Regions from separate parts of the Homo sapiens genome. Here region 2 is linked to region 1. A link is a contact called in ENCODE Hi-C data. All regions are on one chromosome and are shown on one strand. The core of a region is the stretch at or near the end of the contact, and the rest is flanking DNA. Distances in the headings are between cores, read along the strand shown. Region 1 has its middle 44 kb from the start of CPO. Region 2 overlaps CCNYL1 (cyclin Y like 1).

What was found. A loop is a pair of places that touch in the nucleus more often than their neighbours do. Pooled maps may share reads with other maps.
Region 2: a pooled map shows a loop between it and region 1 (6-fold over the local background). The contact joins two enhancer-like sites. A Hi-C loop is called at or near these places in 3 of 168 maps with a recorded cell type or tissue (IMR-90 and PC-3) and 5 of 50 pooled maps.

What each region holds. Positions count from the first base shown.
Region 1 is chr2:206,981,689-206,985,710 of GRCh38, reverse strand. No RefSeq gene overlaps it. Among named protein-coding and RNA genes, the nearest start is that of CPO, 44 kb to the right of the region's middle. RefSeq lists a silencer at 3,724-3,873. Within about 2 kb of position 2,353, at least 3 of the 41 ENCODE cell types and tissues checked have a DNase peak (open chromatin) inside an H3K27ac peak, as active enhancers do.
Region 2 is chr2:207,746,332-207,750,647 of GRCh38, reverse strand. CCNYL1 (cyclin Y like 1) reads right to left here. Exons shown (of 10, transcript NM_001330218.2): 8 at 3,435-3,601. Among named protein-coding and RNA genes, the nearest start is that of MIR4775, 6.3 kb to the left of the region's middle. Within about 2 kb of position 2,252, at least 3 of the 41 ENCODE cell types and tissues checked have a DNase peak (open chromatin) inside an H3K27ac peak, as active enhancers do.

The sequences.
Region 1 (4,022 bases), core at 1,104-3,603:
CAATCACATTTTGATAACAGTCAATATTGAGTTGATATTTAAATTATAACTATGATCATTAAGAATTTTTGAAGGAAATAGTGATGGAAAGATAGTGTGGAATGCATGCCCTGAAAATGTGGGGAATAATAAATTAGATCTCATGATACCAAATCTTCAGAAGACGAGTCACATTAATGGTTTCCATTCTGTGTCGTGGAATGTCCCAGACACTTTTATAATGGGTAAGGGGTTGGGCTCCAGGCTCCTTTCCTTTTCTGTCCTCAGCTTTGTTCATCTGCTTTATTTGGTGTGTGGGGTGCATGTTTGTGTGTGTGTGTGTGTGTTTTTGATGAATTTTTGTTTCTCAGCACCCATTCCTCTCTTCTAACAGCTCCCAAATTTCCATGTGAAGAATTACACCCTTCATATTGTATAAAGCCTCAAGATGTCCTGACTATAAGCCACACAGGCTATTGGTTTCTACGAGAAGCTCTCACCACCTAGGTACAGCCAAACATGTGACCCCAGCTTAATCAGACTCTCTCCCCTTAGAGTTTGACCCTCACACCAGCAACTACAATGGCAAAAGAAAAGGTAAAAGTTCGTTGCCACTTTGGTTGTGCAGTATTAAATTATTTTTCAAAATATGGCTTTATGTTTGATCCCCAATCTAAGGAATCAAGCATTTGCCTGATGGTCAAATATCTGAATCCAGATAGTTCCTATTGACTATTTGGCAGGAATGTTATATCATTAGCCGTATTTAAACTCATAAATATCAGCCATGAAGATTGAGGAGATGGTGCCAGGATGATACAAATTATTCGTGGAAAATGGTGTCACTGTTGTGCAGAAAGGGCACAACCCTAAAAAGCACCTTATTCAAAGTCAGTAAGTGTGTGAGACAATGTTCTTTCTCTTCATCACAGAGAGAATTACCTGTATATTCAAAGCCTCATGCTTACATCCTCCCTTCAATCAGGTGCAAGCATTAGTATCTTTCAAGTGAATTTCCTTATGCTTTAGTTAGCTCATTAATTTATCTTGCCTACAACGAAATAACCCTAAGTGTATAAAGATTTATCAAGGTACGTTTTTATTTTCTTGCTTGTTTTTTTGCAAAGAGTTCCATGCTAAAATATTAAAGTTTGGACCAAATGATTTTAGATATTGCTCCTAGTCTTATGCTTTTAAGCTTAAAAAACAACAGAAGAAAATGCGTTTTGCAGATCTGGCAGCTGACTCAATGCAAATGTTACCACCAACAGGAACCACAAAGAAACCTAGGTCAGTAATATGATCATGTAAAAGATGTCTCAATATCTTTCCCACCATCTTCCTGCACTGGCCTGTGAAATTTAACTCTTTCTTAATATTTCTTAAATGACATTTTTCTTAAATGTTTCTAAACATTTAAAAGCTGCAGCCTTGCTGCATGTTCTGGAGCTGTGTGATACGGGTTTTCCTTGTAAACCTCACTGTATGCTTCTCTCCGTGATGACGAATAGGAACATTATCTCCTGCACTTACTGACTTTGAATGAGGTGCTTTTTAGGGCTGCGCCCTTTCTGCACAACAATGACACCATTTTCCATGAATAATTTGTATCATCCTGGTACCACCTTTACAATCTTCATGGCTGTTATTTCTGAGTTTAAATATGGCTAATGATATAACATTCCTGCCAGACTGTAGGAAATACCTGGATTTAGATATTTTGGCATCAGGCAAACACTTGATTCCTTAGATTGGGACTCAAACAAAAAGCTGAAAAGCTATCTTTGGAAAACAATTGAATGCAGGAATCATAAACATCATAATGAGCTGAGGGTAGACCATGCATTCCTCTCACTAGAGTGGGTAGTTGGTATCTCATTAGGACTGTTGCATGTCTTAAGAGTTCTAGCTGTGTGCTCTGTTTGGGATTCCTGTTATTGTACGGGTTGCAAAGAGTTAACATGCATTTTCTCTGTGATCTATCCAATGTGTACTTATTTTGTTTATAGGACCTTGCCACCTCACCATAATGTTTATAGGTTTTCTTGATGATTTCATTGCCTCTAGGGAATGTACTGCATCTCACCTCTTGCACATTACTCTTCTGTGGGAATCTGAACATTCTGTGTCTTGCGCTGCCCAGAGGAGTCTACATTCCACTCCTGCCTTCTGCTGAGTCCCCATGCTGAAAGCCCACCTGCTTCAGTAATTCTCCAGTCTTCCCCTTCCTGCCCCCCTCACTTGATTATTGATGAGCTTTCTTGAGCTGCCACCACCCCATTAAATAACCCAGTTCTGCACTTGGTGAATGGTTTCCCACTCTCTGCAAAATAGGCACTTCTCCCTACTTGTCCAGAAAGCAGTCTGGTCGCTGCTAGGAAGGCCTGGCCTCTTGGCAGAGGGCCATAGGAAGAACATCACCCCAGCACTGAAAACCAGTTTTTTGGTGTGTAAATGTTTTGCTTGTTTGTCTGCTTTGTTTTTTAGCTTTAAAAACATCACTCGGCCATGGGAAAGGCAGGTATATTTTGATTGCTACCAGCAAGGCATGGAAACACTACTTCTGTGCGTTCTCAACATGGATCACTCTTAGAATTAGGTAAGAGAGCTGAATAAAGAGAGTTTTGCAGAAGAAGGGATTTGCGGAGAATATAGAACAAAGTTCCAGTGCAAGAGGGTTGAGGAAATCAGAAAGCAACTAGTTTTCTAAATTAAAGGGAAACCACATACAGACTCTGGATGAATTCAAAGGCATTTAAAGGCTGGGCTTTTTTTCTTTAAGTATCATTTTCATTTGCACAGATTTCCCAAGCAATCCACCTGGCTGACTTTACTCTTCTCTCATCCATATGGAGGTCTCTGGCTAAGTCCAAGGAGCTATAAACAAAAAAATACAAATAAGAACTGTGTAAACAGGAAGTCAGGCTCCCAAGCGAGAAATGTGTCTAGTAAACGATGTGACAACACTAAGGAGTCATTGTAGCACTCCTTGCTCTGATCTTATCCAGCTCTTTCATTTCTGTAAATGTGCCTGCGTAAACCAGCACCCCAGCCAACAGCCTATTGCAGGGGAAAGACACCTGCCTAGCCTCCCTCTTATTCCTCCATCACTTAGTCTGTCCCGAGATGTCATTGTCAGGCATTGGAAATTACAGAGTCAATCTGCCCTGCCTGTGATGGACTCCGTGTGAATACATCTCTTATGTGTGTTTCACACGCACGATCTGGTCAACACCCAGTGTTCTTTTTTCTCCTCCCTCCTCCCATCACCATCATCCACACGTGGCCATTCACCTCACAGTCTGGTATCTGGGGCCAACCTTACCTCTCAGGGGAGAGACTGATTTGATTTGCTCTTCACCCTGAACAAGGAGACCTTTCATTTAAAAAGGGAAGATGCTTTATTTCCCTGTGAATTAGAATAATGAAATATTTCTTGTAAACCTGGGAATTAAAATGGAGACAATATGAGTCCTTCAGTTTCTTTTATTGGTCTTCAGAGGTGAACGTGGGAGCAGTTGTAAATATGCATCAGGGTATCTCCTGGTCTGATGGTATTGAAACTCCATTCACAGCAATGCTAAGTGTCGCTGCCGGATTTGTCTCCAAGAGCTCCCTCCCATTTCTTCCCACCCTCTACCTCGCTTCCAGCTCCCTACCCTGGTTACAGTGACTTTGAAACTAGTAAGAAGCATTTTGAGGTGACACTCGAGTAGCTGTGTGGTCTGGAATGCATTATAATGTTATGTCTCAATTACAATATTCTTTGGTTGATACACAAGGCAGGCACAGCCAAGATCCAGCCTTAGGGCGCACTGCCACCTCCTGGAAAACCCTCTGTGTGCGGCGCCTGCTATCATCCTTCCTCCAATGCCACCAACCAGAAAACAAGCACTTGTTCATGGCCTTCTGTCTTTAGAATCCAAGATCTGGGCACACCTAGCCATCTTCTCCTGTCCCTTCAAATTGGAATGTACTAATTCCTGAAGGAAGTGAAAATGTGTTGCATTGTCTTTTCTTTTTTTCTTTTTTTTGGAGACAGA
Region 2 (4,316 bases), core at 1,003-3,502, 770 kb before region 1:
ACAAGGCCCCACTATAGTGATCAGATGAAAGGAATGATGTATGCTGTTTATTAGCTCTGAAGAACTTGCAGACATTTTCACCAGGCTGATAACAGGAAGGGGCTTATTGAAGTAGAGAAGCACCAACAAAAGGAGTAGGCATATCACCACGGCAACAAATGGATCCATCAAGAGCCACTGCTATTATCTCTGAGGGGGAAAAACTCTTGAGGCAACAAGGATTCATCTCAAATAAATAAATAAGCAAGCTACATTACAGGGGAAGGGAATCCCCTCCCCCTGTCCCGGCGCATGAGGCTATGTCAAAGGGCATAATGCAAGTTTCTGCTCACTTTAATATTATGAAGGTGAGAAATTGTCACTATGACAGGGTGAGGATACTCTTTAAACTTTGGAAGGCAGAAAGATCAAAGGTGGATGTCTTGGCTAGACTAAACCCATTTTATGATATGACTTATGGTAGGTCACTGGACTTAAAAACTCAGTGTTTCTTCTGAGTTGGGAATGAAACCCTGAGGTGCTCAGTATCTACCGTCCTGGTCAGAACAGAATGTAGGAGTGAGCTGAATGCAATGGGAGAGGAAAGGGCTGGGAGTAGTAGTCGGCTACATGACCACACAGCTGCCCTTGCCAAATGCTTAAGCAAATAAACATAAAACTAGAGAAAATCTTAACCACTTTCACAGTAATCCCTATAAGGAGTTAACTGTATAAAAATGATAAATACCTAAACAACATATTTGGTTTCTTGGTTTCAAAGTTTTAATATTTTATCCACTGGGTAAGTCAACAAATGCTTGATGATCTCCTGTATGGAGAGCAGTTAATATGAGCAGAGATGTGGTTTTCTCATTTGCTGAGCTTAAAAACCCAACTGAACCTACTTCCAAAATTAATTTCCTGTTCATATGTCCATAAGCCTATAGAAATGTAAATCAGATAATGTTTTGATAATCAGCTAACCAGGACTTAATTTACTACAGCAATAAATGCACTTCACAATCCCTTTTATATTTTTTCCACTAATACATTTTAACTGTGTAGAAATATAGTACTTCATAGGATTAACACACATATTAATAGAGGTTTAATCACTGAAGAAAAGCATTATGCTTACAGAATATGCATCTTCTAGGTTTTTTGTTTTTTTTTAAATGGCTAGGTGGCTGAATAGCATACCCTTTACAGGCACAGCAAACCGTCTGAATAGCAGCTGCTCAGTTTAACTTATTCTTTTAAAGGGAAATATATTCTAACAGGACATGTAGCTGTTGAAAATTTTTAAGAAAAACCTGATAGACACCAATTTAAAATTGTTTCAATTTAGACTCAAAATGAGACCACTACAAATAGTCAACAGCAGGGGGATGAGACAAATGTATATTAAACAGTTTGTTGAAATGCTTTCCAAAGATCATAAACAAAAGCAGCCTGTTTGTAGCATAGCTCCTGGTGCTTCCCTGGGCATACACAAACAGCACTATTTAGAACTGGTCTTCTTGGAGCTGGCCCCTGCCACCACTGCTCCTGAAGCTTACATCTGTAGAAACCTGCACATTTCCCTGCAGGTTCTCTGATACTGTATCTTGAACTAGAGCACCAGTCAGTTCAGTTGCAGGTTTTGAGAACATTTTAGCTGCCATCATGGTAGGGCTAAGTGTTCATAATAATAAATTTTGCTTCCTTCAAGAAACCAGTTTGCAGACGGATGACAGCAGTGATCAAAGTCACTTTAGTTTCTGCAATTTCCAAAAGTACTTCCATTTGTTTCAAATTCATTTGCTGTCACACCCTTTGCTAAAACGGCTACCAGCAATATCACTAGGGCTGTTCGGTAAACAGTAAAGTGGTCAACTTCACCAGAAGCCACTTCAACAGCTACCACAATTACTGGTTCCTTTTTAGTCACAAGTATCCTCACTTCAGTTGTGAATATATGGTATGGTAATTCTGAATGACAGTCATATGGAGTAATGGGCAAAGGCAATAAAAACAAACTCTTGCCACTGCCTGTCATGACCTTGATCTTCCTCTGCTGCTCAACATCATCAAGAGGTGCTCCTTCATATTTTTCTAAATGCCACCCACAAAGCCATTCTCACTGTCTGGTGGGCACCCTGAGAGCCTTTGCTGGAAATGCCTCCCTGGCTCAGCCTGCCTACCAAGCTCCAAGGCCCTTCCCTTCACGGCCGACACGAGGCCAGCCTGGAAGGAACCCTGATGAAGCTGCTGTTTCAGGGTCATATTGGTGCCATCTGTGAGGAACTCCATGACTCAGCAAGGATCCTTGCACTCTCATAGGTAACTCAAGGCCCCCAAAGTGGTGCTGTGGTTGTCCGAGTGCCCAGGGAGCCTCTCGAGTGTGGTGAGCGTTGGATGATGCCCCAGCAGTGCTTCTCAGACCGCCTGAGGGGAACGCTGGAGCTTCCTAACTCAGGAGACCAATTTCTAAATACAAAAAACACTCCTAATGGGGAGGGGTCAGGGGCACAGGGATCTTCATATCTCAAGGCTTCTGTAAAAACAGACCTTCAGATAAAATGTGGAAAGACTAGCAAAAGCAAATATACAATGTGTGACTCAGGTTGAAGCTACGTAACTTCTCAATAGTCCAGAGGCCCTAAGACCTAATAGTGGCCAAACAATTATTTCAAAGGCCAGACATATGCCCTTTAAGGGCTGTTTATACCCTACTGGTCACATGAAAAGATATAAATGAATGAATGAATGAATGAATGAAAAAGAGAAAGGAGCTTGAACTGGCAGATAACTTTTTAAAAGCCATAAAGAGGCCAGGCGTAGTGGTTCATGCCTGTAATCCCAGCTCTTTGGGAGACGGAGGCGGGCGAATCACAAGGTCAGGAGTTCAAGACCAGCCTGACCAACACAGTGAAACCTCGTCTCTACTAAAAATACAAAAATTAGCCAGGCATGGTGGCGCATGCCTGTAATCCCACTGTAATCCCAGCTACTCAGGAAGCTGAGGCAGGAGAATCGCTTGAACCTGGGAGGTGGAGCTTGCAGTGAGCCGAGACTGCATCACTGCACTCCAGCCTAGGCAACCGAGCAAGACTCCGTCTCAAAACAAAAAATAAAATAAAATAAAGATATTTACTGTGCTATGTTGTTCTGGTAGTATACTTGTAAGATTTTTGCCAAAAACCACCCAAAAAATATTTTTCAATTTATCAAGCAGATTATTACACATCAAAACCTACCAAGTAATGATGGAAAATATGAAGTTAGTTTTTTTTTTTTTGAGACAGTCTTGCTCTATTGTGAACTGTTATACTAAAGATAGACAGATATAGTCTTATGCCTATTTCCATTATCTGCATAATGTAACCTTTAAAAATATTCCTTAAATTGTTAACTTTATAGGAATAAGATACTGGAAAATGGTTAGAAAGTTCACCAAAACCTTACAAACTCACATGTCCTCAACTGTAATGTCCTTGAGGATCTGGCAGTAGTCCACATTCCATACAGCCTGATCGTCCCAAACCTTGGAGGCAAGAAGAATGGCTCCCAGAACAATCCTTTTCCAGTTGGTGGGACAAATGTCGATTTCAGCATAAGTTAAAAGCCTTTCTAAGTAAACCTGTAAAATAGAGCACTGGTCTTTGATTTTAGTTCAGTTTAAATGCTTTGATAAGCTTTTTTTTTTTTTTTGAGACGGAGTTTCACTCTTGTTGCCCAGGCTGTAGTGCAATGGTGCGATCTCGGCTCACAGAACCTCCGCCTCCCAGGTTCAAGTGATTCTCCTGCCTCGGCCTCCCGACTAGGTGGGATTACAGGCATGCGCCACCATGCCCAGCTAATTTTTGTATTTTCAGTAGAGACGGGGTTTCTCCATTTTGGTCAGGTTGGTCTCGAACTCCTGATCTCAGGTGATCCACCAGATCCTCCCAAAATGTTGGGATTACAGGCGTAAGCCACCGCGCCCGGCCCCGAAATGCTTTGATAAGAATTCATGACTGACAAATTTCTTTTGTTTTTGACCAGAAAATAAGTGCCTTTTATTCTTATGTTCTACAGAGACTTTGCTTACTCAGCCAAAGCAAGACACTAAATCACAGTTGTAGGTCAGATATCTCTGCTGCCTATTCTGCCCATATACATTTCCCACCCAGTCACAGGAATGACTGGACATCTCAGCAAACAGCATCATCAAGAGAGGCACTCTTATCACCTCCACACCCATAATAGAGTTGTTCAATAAATAATGAGTGCCTACCAGGTACAATGTATCATACTTGCATGGTAGATAGTAATTTTACAGGTAGCTATATTATGCTCAAATATGTAAAACCCAA